Regions from separate parts of the Homo sapiens genome. Here region 1 is linked to region 2. A link is a loop called in an ENCODE intact Hi-C map of the cell type or tissue named here. Cell type or tissue: OCI-LY7. All regions are shown on one strand. Links, peaks and the distances in the headings refer to the core of each region. The heading gives the core; the rest is flanking DNA. Region 1 overlaps LRRN2-AS1 (LRRN2 antisense RNA 1). Region 2 holds the start of LOC105371693 (a long non-coding RNA gene).

The links. Peaks named below come from ENCODE experiments on the same cell type or tissue, not always from the same donor. Only the 100,000 strongest peaks of a DNase experiment are listed, where the experiment ranks them.
Region 1: it touches region 2 in a loop (10-fold over the local background); 2 of 110 quality-filtered maps call a loop at or near these places.

Annotation. Positions count from the first base shown.
Region 1 is chr1:204,576,767-204,581,152 of GRCh38, reverse strand. LRRN2-AS1 (LRRN2 antisense RNA 1) reads right to left here. Exons shown (of 13, transcript XR_007066814.1): 3 at 744-4,386; 4 at 1-73. Among named protein-coding and RNA genes, the nearest start is that of LRRN2-AS1, 15 kb to the right of the region's middle. RefSeq lists an enhancer at 2,377-2,908. In OCI-LY7, for the core only: no CTCF peak of the experiment used is centred there; DNase peaks (open chromatin) are centred at 1,902 and 2,142; H3K4me3 peaks cover 1,938 bases; H3K27ac peaks cover 2,106 bases.
Region 2 is chr1:204,712,640-204,717,025 of GRCh38, reverse strand. It overlaps LOC105371693 (a long non-coding RNA gene), which reads left to right and starts at 1,976. Exons shown (of 2, transcript XR_922454.3): 1 at 1,976-2,229. LOC105371695 (a long non-coding RNA gene) reads left to right here. Exons shown (of 5, transcript XR_922456.3): 5 at 605-636. RefSeq lists enhancers at 1,603-2,240, 4,190-4,386. In OCI-LY7, for the core only: CTCF peaks have their summits at 1,888 and 2,088 (motif pointing left); DNase peaks (open chromatin) are centred at 1,505, 1,855 and 2,095; H3K4me3 peaks cover 2,551 bases; H3K27ac peaks cover 2,405 bases.

The sequences.
Region 1 (4,386 bases), core at 236-4,235, 140 kb after region 2:
GGGGTTTCCAGTCCAGGAGAGGAAGCACTTCAGAGGTTCCAACTATTTGCAAATTCACTGTTATAGAAACCATCTGAAAAGGATTTGTTATTAACACTTAAATAGCTACCATTTGTTGAGAGCTTATTATGTCAGTACTAGATGCCTTACAATTTTGATCTCATTATCTCTGCATAACACCCCGAAAAAATATGGTTAAGTCTTGGTCACATGGCTGGTGGGCAGTGGCCAGGATTCAAACCATATCTATTTACCATCAGCACAAATTCCCAGTCTCCTCTGCTCCCTGCCTCAGTGACAGGGGTCATTTCAGGACCATAAGATATGGCAAACTGGAGCCACCAAGAAAGATTTTAAAGTCTAGAAAGCCAGATAGAAAAGGGTATGCAGGCCAGGTATGGTGGCTCACAACTGTAATCCCAGCACTTTGGGAGGCCAAGGTGAGAGGATTGCCTGAGTCCAGGAGTTCAAGACCAGCCTGGGCAACATAGTGAGACCTTGTCAACAAAAAAATTTTAAAAAGACAAAATTAGCCAGGTATCGTGGTGCACACCTGTGGTCCCAGCTACTCTGGAGGCTGAGGTGGGTGGATGGCTTCAACCTGGGAGGTTGAGGCTTCAGCGAGCCTTGATCTTGCCACTTGGGCTTCAGCCTGGGCAAGATCCTGTCTCAAAAAAAAAAAAAAAGAGAGAGAAAAGAAAGAAAAGAAAGAGGCATGAGTGGGAGGAATGTAGGCCACTGACCAGATATCCAGCAGGAGGCCAAGAGTGAAGTTGTTTGCAGTGTTAGGGAAGGTCGTGGGGCCAGGGCTGGGGCAGAAGGGTGGTCACTGTCACAGATGAGCTCTGAGCTGCCCATGAGAAGGAAGAAATAGAGAAAAAGCAAAACCATTTAAGAAGTGGAGATAGAAAGACGAGCGCTTTGATGTACATTGGAATGGCTGCAGCTGCGGCCAGAAAGGAGCACGTCCTCTCCCCAGAGGTGAGTCTATTAGAGAAGGTTCCACACAGTGAGAGGGGAGCACAGAGGGGAATGAGCTTGTGCTGCAAACCAAAGCTCAGGGGACTCCAAGAAAACACGGAAATCAGGAGACCTCATGGGTTGTTGTAAAGGGCTATTGAGATGGCCTCCTCCCAGAAGAAATCAACAGAAAGGGTCCTGCTTCTTGGTGACCCAGAAGCCCGGGATAGGCTGGGTGTGGAGAGAAAGGGAAGCTGCGGAAGTCAAACTGGGGACTATTAGGAGCTTGGATCACTGGATTAACTTTGCAAAGTGAATTAAGTAATGAAGCTGGATGCAGATGGTGGAGCAACCGGGGTAGTTTGTGACTGGGAGGGACTAGTTTCTGCACTTCCAACAGCTGGCTGAACAGGTTAAATGCTCCACTCAAAGCCCAGGTCATTACCGTTGGTGGTGACATCCTGGCCCCTTCAGTGACAGACACAGAGGATCACCGTGGAGAAACACCAGGGAAGCTGAAGCTGATTTCCACTCACAATCTCGTTGTGTGCTTTGGTTCAGACATTTTTTTTTTTTGGTTCAGAAACTTCCAGGGGAAAACACCAGGCTAGGAGTCCAGAGGCCCGAGTGCGAGTCCCGGGACTCCTGTAAGTCACAGGAGCGGACGCATGCCACTTACCCGTGTCCTCAGCTGGAAAGTGAGAATGACGGTGCCACCCTCTCCTTCTCGGGCCTCCCCTGCCCAGTTTTCTCGGTGCCTCAGTGCCCTCCTCCAGACAGAGGGGGTGAGGAAAGTGCTTGCTTCGCAGGGCAGTGATGAGGGTCCAAGGAGGCAGCGCACGGTAAACTCCCTCCGAGGAAGCCAGGCTCGCAGTCAGCACTCAGCATCGTTGTTGCTGCTGCTTCTGCTGTTGTTTTTAGGCTAACTGGAGATAATAGATGTGAAAGTGTTTTGAGAAATACAAAGCACTCTATGTTCCAATAAAAGGTGTGGTTTCCATTCTTCCCTCTTCCTGTTTCATTTCTCAAAACTCCCCTCTGCACTGCTGGACTGAGCTATTGAACATGTCCCATCTCCCACAGGCTCCCCTGCCTCCAGAGCCCCCATCCCCTCCCCTTCACCCCCTCCTTCCTGGCACACAAAGCCCAACCCTTCTTCCTCTCCCCTGGGAGCCTCCCCTGATCCAGGCTGGGCTGGAGCCTCCTCCTCTCGGTTTCACCAGCACCCGTTGACTGCTGGCTGCACATACTGCAAATTTTCTGTGCTTTCATTTTTGGTTTTGTTTTGTCTTTTTCAGTCTTTTTCCTGCACTCTCCCCACCCTGACATAAGTTTCTTGGGCACAGACAGGGTGTCTAATTTGTCATTGCATGCCCAGAATCTAGCAAAGTCCAGGCATATTATCGTAAGCCCAGCAAATGTACACGGATTTGAATGAATGAGGAAATAAGATCATGTATATGAAGTCACCTTTTATGGTCTTAGAAATAATCATTATTAATAGCTCACTCAACAATATTCATTGATCACCTACTAATCTTTGAAAGGCCTCTACCTGGTACCTAGGGCAACACATAATAGGGTCTCTGCTCTCAAGGACTTTTCAAGGGAATAAGGGAGAACCCCTAGTGGAATTTTACGACCTGCAGATGACAATAACATAAATGTAGTAACATATGTATGTGCCCTAAAAGAGGCCAGGCTACCTGTTGCAGAAGTACAGTCAGGGACAGCTCCCCAGGGGCTTCAGGAGGCTCCTAAAGGAGGAGCTGACTTGAGCTCTGCCTTGTCCAGCCTCTCTGCAGCCCTGGGCCCTTCACTTCGTCTCTTCCTTCAGCTTTGGGAGGACTCAAGAGAGCTTGTGTCCTGCCCCTAGCCTCTCAGGAGGGGCCAGCAGCTCCCTGGGCTTCTCTGAGGCCACCACCTGGCAAACCTGGGGAGTCCTTGATCTGAGGCACCCGCAGGGTCACGCCTGCTACAACTCCATCTGGCCAAGGCCTCAAGGCAGCAGAGGCTGAGGGATTTGGAGCCCCCCAAACCCTGGTTTGAGTCTTGGCTCTGCCACTTGCCAGTTGTGTGAAGACATAATTACACTTTATCCAGGCCCCAAATTTCTCGTGTATAAAATGAGGCCAAGCCAGGTGCAGTGGCTCACGCCTGTAATTCCAGCACCTTGGGAGGCTGAAGCGGGAGGAGGATCGCTTAAGGCCAGGAGTTCAAGACCAGCCTGGGCAACATAGCAAGACCTTGTTTACATACAAAATCAAACATTTAGCCAGGTGCGGTGGCACATGCCTGTGGTCCCAGCTACTTGGGAGGCTGAGGTGGGAGAATTGAGGAGCCCGGGAGGTCGAGGTTGCAGTGAGCTGTAACAGTGCCACTGCATCCTAGCCTGGGTGACAAGAGTGAGATCCTGCCTCAAAAAAAACAAAAACATAACGTAAATAAAATGAGGACAATAGCCATTAATGAGATGGTGACACTTCAATGAAACAACAGATATGGAGAACCTGGAACATTCTTTTAAAAGCCTTCAATAAATGTAAACCATTTTTCGCTCTAGGACCTATAAAGCTGCAGTGCTTTGCAGCCAGTGGTGGGTGCACTCTAGGCCTCATGGGTGTGTTAGACATATCACAGGGCCCTGCCCCACCCTCTGGTCTGGGAATCCTGGGATCCCAGAAAAATGATGCAGGTTAGTAAAACTCAGACCTTCTAAATTTTATAGACACATTTAAGAATCTCTCAGGGTCAAGAACTAGTTGTAATTAAATTATAAATGTCCAGAAAAGAGAGAATGACCTCATTTTAGCCTCTGACCCCATGAGGCACAAGAAGGCAGGTATAGTTACCCCAGATGAGGAAACCAGGCCCAGAGAAGGGAAGTGTTTTGGCCAAGGGCACATAGTGCACGAGGGGCAGAACCCGGACTAAGTCTGCCCTTTCCTCTCTGCATAGTTACCATCTAATAGGCTGGGTGCCCAGAGGGGCCCCTTCTTGCCTAGGGACCAGTCTGCCTTTGTAGGACTAACAAATTAGCTACAAGATTAGAAATTACAGTTTAGGGGTCATGTCGCCTATGGCTCCAAGAGTCTGAACCTCCCCAAATTGTTCCTGGGAATAACATCACTATTGTAAAACCTAAGATCAGTGCTTGAGATATTTTGCAGACCCTGCACTCGATGGATCAGCTGACACCACCAAGACCAGTAATCTGGCTTCACCAGTTCTGCCATCCCACCCAGGAACAGAAAACAGCAAGAAAACCTCACTCCGACCCCCTATGATTCCATCTCTAACCTGACCAGTCAGCACTGACCACTTCCCAAGCCCCTACCCACTGAATTATCTTTAAAAACTCTGATCCCTGAATGCTCAAATGCTTGGGGAGACTAATTTGAGTAATAATAAAACTCCGGTCTCCCG
Region 2 (4,386 bases), core at 72-4,071:
AATCCTGTTGGCTTGGAGGACTTCTTACCACCTTCATTGCTACCACCTAGGCCCTCTGACTACTATGTTTGCAAATCTCCTGAACTTTGTTCCCTGTTTCCAGGTTTGCCCCACACAGTCTGCCAAATAGCAATTAGAATTGTCCTTGTAAAATGTCAGGTCATATCACTCCTCTGTTCAAAACCCTCCAATGACCTCAGAGCAAAATCCAAGGACCACAGATGACTCCCAAGGCCCTCATGAGCTCTGATCTCTCCTCCCACCCTAACCTGATTCACCTCACTCCAGCCATAAAACTCTTGGCTGTTCCTGAACACCTGGGCAGTTTCAGCTGGGCCTGTGCTCTTGGGGACCCACTGTCTGGGAAGCTCTTTTACCAGAGAGCAGGTCTGTGGCTCTTCAACACTTCCCCATGGTCCCAGACAAGCAGGAGGACATCTGGGTTAGAAACCTTAACTTGCCAGGTGGAGTCAGGCCTAGACCTCCAGCCTTACATTTTACTGAGATCTGCTCTAATGTCCCTTTATCAGAGAGCCCTGCTAAACTGCACCATCCCCATCACTTGGTATCTCCTTCATCCTGGTTTCTGTCTTTTTTTTTTCAGATGGAGTCTCGCTCTGTCGCCCAGGCTGGAGTGCAGTGGTGCGATCTCGGCTCACTACAAGCTCCGCCTCCTGGGTTCCCACTATTCTCCTGCCTCAGCCTCCCAAGTAGCTGGGACTACAGGTGTCTGCCACCACGCCCAGCTAATTTTTTGTATTTTTAGTAGAGATGGGGTTTCACCGTGTCAGCCAGGATGGTCTCGGTCTCCTGACCTTGTGATCCGCCTGCCTCGGCCTCCCAAAGTGCTGGGATTACGGGCATGAGCCACAGCGCTCAGCCCTAATTTTTGTATTTTTAGTAGAAAAGGGGTTTCACTATGTTGGCCATGCTGGTCTTGAATTCCTGAACTCAGGTGATCCGCCCACCTTGACCTCCCAAAATGCTGGGATTACAGGCATGAGCCACCGCACCTGGTTTCTTAACATTCTTTGCCACCTCCTCTGCTATATCTATTTACTTTGTATCCACCAGATCGAAAGCTCAGGTCTAATTCCCTGTACCTAGAATATTGCCTGTAGTGTAGTAGGCACTTAAGGTTTTGTTGAGTGAGAGAATGAATAAACAAACAGAAGGATTTGCTTTTCAAACCAGAGCCTCCCTGCCTCCTGCTCTGCCTGCTAAGGATCAGGAGGAGACAGCAGCTAAGGAAGGCAGTCCTGAATTTTCCCTAGGGATAGGGAGTAAGTGGGGGGATCCCTGAGAAACGCTGGAAGCACCCACTCTGCTGCCAAGGCTGCGAGGAAAACAGGCCAGAGTATCCTAACAGCCTCCACTCAGAAGGGGCCTGGAAACTTTTAACCAGACAAAATAACAAATGCAGTGGTTTAGGGCTTGGTGGGGCTTCCCACCCGTCCCACCCCTGTCCCACACACCTAGGCCCACATTGAATGCCCTCAGCACCTCCGGCTGCACAGGGGCCTGTTTTCCCTGACTCTGCTGCTGTTCACAGAACCAACTTCCTCCCACCCCACACAGACGCTCCCTTCCCAGAGCTCATTGGGAACCTTCTGATTTGCATCTCCAAAGAAATAAAATAAATTCCACTAAATGCTGTTTGTTTTTCCTTCTGTTTGCCCTGAGGCGGGCCTGTTGTGGCTCCTGGGATCCAGAGTGGGTAATCTAGGCGATTTGTGGTTCAGGGAGCCGGGGACCTTAGAGGCCTTTACAATAAAAAGAGGGGAGACTGCAACTCCCATTTGAAAGGAGATGGGGAGAGAGGCGGAAAAAGGAAAGAGGAACTGACAACAAAACCTGCCTGACACAATTATAGCCACATTTGCATAACAGAGACCGAGAATCACTTAGAAGGAGTGATAATTAGATTCTCTGGTGATTAGGGACAGTTTCCAAACGTGGGGAGAGGAGATGGAAATCCAACCTTGAAGTGGAAAAAGAATGTACGGAATTGAGGCTCACTGTTGGGAGGTGGGAAAGAGGGCTCACAGACTGAGAGCTAATTGGCTCAAGGCCGACACCTCCTGGCAAGCCAACGTTTCCAGCTCAGATCTGCCTGTCTGGACTAGTGGGGGAAAGCACTGAAGACCCACAGATCTACGTCGGGGGCATCCAGGCTCTTTCCCAGGCCAGCTGTGTGACCTTGTACACCTGTAATCTCCCTGAAGCCAGGTAACTCACATTCCAAATAGGGTTTAGAGGGCTGCTTGTTGCTTAAACGAGATACTGCTGGAAGAGGGTGTGGAGGACAAGCACACGGCCAGTGGGCTCATCTGAAAGACACCCTCCCCAACTCCCTTCCCAATGGGCATCTTACAACAACTGTGTTGCTTCTGGTAGTGCTCCATAGTGCGGGGTGGACCCCCTTTATAAGGAGGTAGCCTGTGAATTAGGAAGGCAGTAACCCCAGGGTGGGAAAGAAGCTGCCAGCCTTGTGGCTGGGGCATGTGTGAATATGGAGGCCTAGGAGTGTTAGGAAACGTGGTCTTAGATCAGCTCTTTCTCTCTCTCTCTCTCTTTCTCTCGAGCCCCAGTTCTCACTTTCTCCGCTCAAGAAAGCATGACATCATAGGGGTCACCTTGAATGTAATATTCATGCATATATAAAAACCATTTGCAAATGTGGATCCCTTATTATTAGTAACAGATAATTTGTATCATACCTCCTACTGCCTGGGCTATGAGCTTCTGGATGACAGGGACAAGATTTTTTATTTTTATTGTCATTTTAAATTTCTGGCACTTGGCACATAGTGGGTGATCAGGAAATGTTTAATAAATGTCCAACCATTTTTGACACTTCCTTTTTTCTCCAGTGTAGTGGGATTGGCCAATGGCAGGAGACTCTTTCAAACCAGACATCTTAACTTAGGTCTATATGGCCTTCATGACAGCAAAGAATTAAGGGACTTGTGGGGACTCATAATCCTCCCTACATGACTTCTGGGCAAGGTCAGGATGTTGGAACCAATGCTCTGGGTTTCCAAGAAAAGAGTGAATTGCAAGGGGCTTCTTTAAAGCAGAACAGATTCATGTCATCCTCACCTCTCATCTGGACTCCAACGTTAGAACCTAATTGCTGTGATTAGAGAGGAATGAGTCAACATTTATCCTTCTTTTAAAGGGGTGTGTGTGTGTGTGTGTTTCATTTAAGTTGTGGCTATGGACGTATTCTTGCAAGTCAAGTATTAGCTGAAGCTAAGAGTTTGTGTTCAGCTGGTTTCCATGGTAACCTGTTAGCTTCCATTGCCTTCCTCTCTCCCCTCCTCTGTTACGGGGATACTCCTTTCCTAAAGGCCAAGATTAGTAAAAGAGAGAAACGGACATCATCCGCACCAAGCTCAACTGCTCCCAGACAGCACAGCTGAGGTGTGGCTATAAACCCAGTGTGTCTGTCAGTGTGTGGTGGGGCTCAAGAGCTGGTGGATAACATGCTCCCTGCTCCAAGGTCGCTCCCACCCAGATTCCTGTTCAGCCCCTACCCCACCCTGATGGCCAAGGCTGGTGCTGTAGGCACACCTGTGCCCAGGGACTTAATTATATGCTTGGGATTTTGTTCTTTCCAAGACCAGGTATTAATTTTTAAAATAGAAGGACAGCAAAGAGTTAGCAAGGAGACAGGAGAGGCGAAGAGAGGGAGAACGACAGAGACAGAGAGTCAGAAAAGGAGAACAACAACCTTTAAATTTTTTGCTGTTTTGAGCAAACAACAGTCCCCAGAGATTACAGGTAGAAGCAGAAGTCAGAAAACTAGGACTCAGGCTCAGAATAAATGTAGGCATAGCCTAAACATTTCCCAATTTGCAACTCACTCATTTGATGACACAAGTTATATAAGCCCATAAAACCACCTTTCTGTGGCAATACACATATAAAGGTCCCCACCCTTCACTCTCAATATTTCTATTACACTCAGTTACCTTCTTAGAGCAAGAGGACACATGGAAAGAATCATAGACTCAGGCTCTGTTTAACCTAGACAACTACATGCCAGACACTGCTTGAAGCCCATCACATGTATTCGTTAACTGATTTCATCCCTACAAAAACCTTTTGATGTGGGTGCTATGAAGAACCACCATTTTGCAGAGATGGAAATGGAAGTGCAAAGAGGTTAAGTAAATTGTTCAAAGTCACACAGCAAGCTGGTGGCAGATCCAGGATGCAAAGACTCCAGGGTTTGTGTTTGTAACCTCTACATCAATGTGGCTGAAAGAGAACTCAGCGAGCATCTCATCCAACCATCTCACTTCCTCAGAGGAACCAAAATCCCAGAGTTCGTGACTTACCCAAGGTCATACAGCTTGTGAGCAGCAGATGCCCTGGGCA